Linked DNA regions of Homo sapiens: region 2 is linked to region 1. A link is a loop called in an ENCODE intact Hi-C map of the cell type or tissue named here. Cell type or tissue: gastrocnemius medialis. All regions are shown on one strand. Links, peaks and the distances in the headings refer to the core of each region. The heading gives the core; the rest is flanking DNA. Region 1 holds the start of METTL5 (methyltransferase 5, N6-adenosine). Region 2 overlaps UBR3 (ubiquitin protein ligase E3 component n-recognin 3).

The links. A loop is a pair of places that touch in the nucleus more often than their neighbours do. Peaks named below come from ENCODE experiments on the same cell type or tissue, not always from the same donor. Only the 100,000 strongest peaks of a DNase experiment are listed, where the experiment ranks them.
Region 2: it touches region 1 in a loop (5-fold over the local background); 4 of 110 quality-filtered maps call a loop at or near these places.

The regions. Positions count from the first base shown.
Region 1 is chr2:169,823,090-169,826,004 of GRCh38, reverse strand. It overlaps METTL5 (methyltransferase 5, N6-adenosine), which reads left to right and starts at 1,100. Exons shown (of 7, transcript NM_014168.4): 1 at 1,100-1,516. The coding sequence starts at 1,408. RefSeq lists a silencer at 351-554. In gastrocnemius medialis, for the core only: a CTCF peak has its summit at 1,035 (motif pointing left); DNase peaks (open chromatin) are centred at 1,054 and 1,584; H3K4me3 peaks cover 1,978 bases; H3K27ac peaks cover 2,033 bases.
Region 2 is chr2:169,893,697-169,896,611 of GRCh38, reverse strand. It overlaps UBR3 (ubiquitin protein ligase E3 component n-recognin 3), which reads right to left. Exons shown (of 39, transcript NM_172070.4): 7 at 1,301-1,431; 8 at 1-105. Among named protein-coding and RNA genes, the nearest start is that of UBR3, 68 kb to the right of the region's middle. In gastrocnemius medialis, for the core only: no CTCF peak of the experiment used is centred there; no DNase peak of the experiment used is centred there; H3K27ac peaks cover 1,542 bases.

The DNA.
Region 1 (2,915 bases), core at 89-2,588:
CCCGAGCAGCTGGGACCACAGGCTCGCGTCATCAGACCCAGCTAATTTTTGTATTTTTAGTAGAGACAGGGTCTCCTTATGTTGCCCAGGCTGGTCTCAAACTCCCGTCTCAAGCAATCCGCCCATCTCGGCCTCCCAAAATGTTGGGATCACAGGGGTGAGCCACCGCTTCCGGGGCCACGTTTAATTGTTCACATTTACTCTTTCTTCTTCCTAAATTTCCATTCGCTCCACAATCTGCTACAACTTAATTTCTGCTCCTACTTTATGAAGCCCGACCTCTTTCCAGTATTTGACACCACTACCTATTCTTTTATTTTCATTTCCACTGTCTTTTTTTTTTTGAGACGGAGTCTCGCTCTGTCTCCCAGGCTGGAGTGCAGTAGCTTGATCTCGGCTCACTACAAGCTCCGCCTTCCGGGTTCACGCCATTCTCCTGCCTCAGCCTCCCGAGTAACTGGGACTACAGGCGCCCGCCACCAAGCCCGGCTAATTTTTTTGTAATTTTAGTAGGGACAGGGTTTCACCGTGTTAGCCAGGATGGTCTCAATCTCCTGACCTCGTGATCCACCCACCTCGGCCTCCCAAAGTGCTGGGATTACAGGCGTGAGCCGCCGCGCCCTGCCTCTCCACTATCTCTTCTTTGGGTTTCTTTGACATCACCACTCCTGTGAGAATTGCAAGTGACACAAATGACCTAAAAATTGGGAAACAAAGTTACAATAAAATAAGGCATGAGAATGGAGAAGGAGGTAAAGGTGAATGGAGATCGCTACTTTTTGAGCCGAGACTTGGGAAACAAGAAGAGTCACTCTGGGCCATACAACAAAGTGACTGTGACTTTCTCTCCCGCATCCCTTTCACTCTGTCTTTCCCCATCCTTTGAGGGCCCGCAGGTACTCATGGCAAACTAGAGGGTAATGAGCACGCGACAGGCGGCGAGGACTGGCGGTGGGTCAGCAAGTAGCGCAGGCTTTGCAGGCGGAGGGGATGGGGCAATGAGGCCCCCAGGTGGCCAGCGGAACCCCGGCTCAAGATAAACGCTGCAGCTCGGCGCCGGGCCGCTGGGCGGCGAACGCGTGCGCGCGTGCGGCCTGGCGCTTCCGGCACCGGCCGAGGTGCGGGTCGCCTCCAGAGGTGCGTGGTCGTGGCGCGAGGGATCCTGAGGCTGCTCCAGCAGTGCGCCGCCGCCGTCTCCTGGGGCGGCTTGGGTTAGCCGGGAGGTGGGTCAGAGGCTCGCCCCGTGCCCTGCGTCCGGGCGTCTCCTTAGGGCGCGTCTTCGGGTCCGGCCAGCGGTGCTGAAAAAGGGAGAAGGTTGGGGGTAGGGAGGAAACAAGATCCCAGTTCAATAGATTTCTCCGCAGATCCTGTGCCTTCAAACCCTACGAGTCCATACTTTAAAACAAAATGAAGAAAGTAAGGCTTAAGGAACTAGAGAGTCGCCTGCAACAAGTGGATGGATTTGAAAAGCCCAAGCTACTTCTGGAACAGTATCCTACCAGGCCGCACATTGCAGGTAGGGCGGCTGGTTCACCACGCCCCGGCTTTCGGCGTTAGTCCAGTCTACTCTGTGATAAAAATAGAACAGTTATTTGGATACAGAGAATGTCTAGAGAAATTCTGCCCTAAGATCACCTGTCGCGTTAGAGAGGCCTTCCTTGACACTGCAGCTCAAGGCACACCCTCCACAGACATACACACTATCATTTTACTGTCTAGTTTTCTGCATATCCCTTAACACTGCCAGACATCTTTTTAATGTGTTTTTTTCTCTTCTCACATTACAATCTCTGAGGACAAGGAATTTGTTAGACTTGTTCATACTTGAATTCCCAGTGCCCAGAAGAGTCGCTGGTACTATTTAGGAGCTCAGTAAACATTTACTAAATAAGGATCAGTTTCCCATTGCTACTAATTGCCTACGCAAGGATTCTTGTGCTATATACTCTGCCCTAGAAATGAATACCAGAGTTGATAGTGGAATGATAGTTTAACAAAATCAGAGTATGTGCTGTGTAAAGATGAGCATGCATATTTTAACAGATTTTCTGAGCATTAGCATTGTTGCTTCATGCCAGATATTGATACTGGGAGTACAAGAGAGAATACAGGACAACATATATTTATGTTACCGAAGTCATTGGGAAACCTTAGGGGAAAAAAATTTTATTATTATTATTTTTTGAGATAAGGGTCTCACTCTGTCACCCAGGCTGGAGTGCAGTGGCATGATCACGGCAACTGCAGCCTTGACCTCCAGGACTCAAGTGATCCTCCTACCTAAGCCTCCCGAGTAGCTGGGACTACAGGCATGCACCGTCATGCCTGGCTAATATTTTTTATTTTTTGTAGAGACAGCGTCTTGCTATGTTGCCCAAGATGGTCTCAGACTCCTGGGCTGAAGCGATCTTCCCACTGGGGCCTCAAGAAGTGCTGAGATTACAGGCATGAGCCACTGAGGCTGGCTCCTTAGGAAAATTAATTTTCTGAGAGTACCTGCAAGGAGTTTTTTCCAGTTCCAAAATAGTTGTTTCTAAGTTGTCAATGAAAGTCAAGGAGAATACATGTGTATTTACACTTAACTCCAAGATACTGTCATGATTCCAACCAAAAATTCACACAAAACTACTGTGTCTAGGTTAAGACCAGTTTTCTCAAATAATGACTTACTAGTCTTCTGACTGTAGGTTTTTTTAGTGGAATCCAGTTTAAAAAATAATAACAATCTGGCCAAGTACAGTGACTCACCCCTATAATCCCAGCACTTTGGGAGGCCAAGGCAAGAGGATGACGAGCCCAGGAGTTCAAGATCAGCCTGGGCAATACAGTGAGACCCCAGCTCTTAAAAAAAAAAAATTAGCCTAGTGTGGTAGTATGTGCCTATAGTCCCAGCTGCTGATACTAAGGCAGGAGAA
Region 2 (2,915 bases), core at 149-2,648, 71 kb before region 1:
ACTAATATGCACAATTCTGTTAGACATTGTGTCTGATTCATGACTTTTCTTCAGTGTTTTCATAATGAAAGCATAATGCTGAACAAAAGTTTTTGTAAAAGCAACCTGTAAACATTTTAATAGAAAGGAAAAAACACATTAGTTTTAATTTTTAATTTAAAATCATTTTCAATATATCATGTTAACATTTTACAGCTATTACTAATTTATAATAATGCCCAAGATAACTTAAAAAAAATCTCGATGGTGAGGTAGTCTTTCACTTTTTTGGAACATTTGCAAAATATTTTGATGGTTAAAGAAAAAAAAAAAATTTTTTTCCCCCAAAACGGAGTCTTGCTCTGTCCCCAAGCCTGAGTGCAATGGCATGATCTCAGCTCACTGCAACCTCCGCCTCCCCAGTTCAAGCAATTCTCCTGCCTCAGCCTCCCAAGTAGCTGGGATTACAGGCACACGCCATCACGCCCAACTAATTTTTGTATTTTCAGTAGAGATGGGGTTTGGCCAGACTGATCTCAAACTCCCGACCTCTGGTGATCTGCCCACCTCAGCCTCCCAAAGTGCTGGGACTACAGACGTGAGCTACCACGCCCAGCCGTATTTATTTTTACTCTTATTTCCTTTACATGTACATTTTCTCTGGTTTTTTTTTTTAGCAGATATAAAGACACACAAAACAATGACACTATCAAAGTGTCTCTCCTAACCTACACCATAAAAATAACAGCATGCTTTATTTTCTTTTCATACACCGAGCTTCGTCATTTTGCCATAACCGTAAGATAGTAACAGGTGGGTTCTGACCCCCTGGGACTAGAAACTTCACCTGCCAACATTTGTATATGAGTCAATAACTGTTCTCTCTTTAGCAGTTGTGACCAGCAACTTTTCAACCCATGCTTTTCCCAGCCTGATCTCACAATCTAAATTCAATTGCCCCCATTAAACATTCTTATAGCACCTTGTACTCTTCTTCAGAGGATTTAGAACAATTTGTAACTACATATTTATTTCTGCAAAATAAAAATTGTGGTTTCAATGTTTGTTCCCCAGCATTCCCTCCAGACCAAGTTCCATGCAGAAAAGCAATCCTTTGGAATTCTGCTGAGTAATGCTGCTTTGCCACAAAGCTAAGACACTGTGCCTTTTGTGAAGAACTTGTGTTATCAAGAGAAGAAACTAACACTTGTTTATAGTGTTATATCAACCTTCACCTGAGAAATATATCAAAAAAAGATTTAATAATGAAAGGCAAAGAAAGAAAAGCTAAGTTCAGAAAAGCAGGAAAATATATAGATACCTTATACTCTTGATCTGGAAGCATGTTGAGTAAGAAAGTTACCATCTTTTGAGGGAATTCATATTTTATAGTCCAAAATAATAGTTCTTCTAGGAAGCTTTTATGCTTCAAAACATCCATTATGGATTGATCTGCACATGAAAAATGAAATTTATCAGTTAATGATTGAAGTTGCTCATCTCATTTTATAACTAATAACCCATAAACCATAAAATGGGAAAGTATCTAAAAGTTAAAAATATCCTTACAATAATGCAATAATATTGACAAGCTAGATTTCTATAATGTACACAGTATATAAATAAGAAAAAATTTAATGCATATATTTTAATATAAAGCAGTAAGTGGAAAAATGAATGGGGGGAATGGATGCCCTTTTTAAATAAAGGTATTCAATGGAAGAAAGCATTATCCACAAAGACATCAAGAGGATACAAGAAGTGTCAACTATGATGTACTGGCTCCAGTGACACTGCTTAAGCAGGGGCTAAACTTAGATGAGAGACTGGAAAAAACAGTATCTCACACGCATCAAAATCCTCAGGTCCAGCCCTAACTACATCACTGTTCAAGGTGTCTTCCAGGATAACCTTGTAGAGTTTTTTCAATTAACACTACCCCAGCTTTATACTTCTTCTAATATTGAATAATGTGTTCATACCACATCTCCCCAGGTAATGGGTCTAAATGAGTAACAAGCTCAGTATGTCATCACTTTCTTTACAAAACACTGCATTTACTAAGGCTTGAATCAGTCCTTATTAGATATAACTTTAACGCAGTTTTTTCATTAATAACAAGAAAAACAGCACCAAAATATCGTATTTTCTGAAGATATTATGATTTTAACTACAGAAAGGCAAAAATATCTTCCAACTCCCTAATTCCATTTCAGTGGTGACATAAGTGATATATAGTAGTGGTTAACATACAAAGACAAGTACACTGTAACACTATACATCTTTTTTTTTTTTTTTTTTTTTTTTTTTCTTAAGAGTCAGGGTCTCACTCTGGAGGCCAGAGTGCAGTGGCGTAATCATAGCTCACTGCAGCCTCAAACTCCTCAGCTCAAGTTATCCTCCCACCTTACCCTCCCGAATAGCTAGGACTATAGGTGTGCAAGACCACACCCTGCTAATTTATTTTTTATTTTTTGAAGAGACATGGTCTTGCTGTGTTGTCCAGGCTACATTTCTTTATTATTAGCAATTAAGTAATTATTTTCAAAACTCAGAATTTTCTACTTATAAAACAGAAATCTATTCTTCCTGAAACAGATCATTTCCAGGGCATGACAATGATTTAAAAACAAAAACCAAGATTGCAAGAAATGAGGTAAAATACAGTCAAAAGAATTCACTGACAGATTCAAAGATAAAAAGTAATAAAAACAGGGCCCAAGAGAATCAGGTAGCAGGAATTTAAGATTTGTAACTAAAAATTATAATATAGGCTCGGCACAGTGGCTCACACCTTAATCCTAGCACTTTGGGAGGCTGAGGTGGGCACATGGCTTGAGCTCAGGAATTTGAGACCAACCTAGATAACATGGCAAAACCCTGTCTCTAAAAAAAATACGAAAATCAGCCAGGTGGGGTGGCATGCGCCTGTAGTC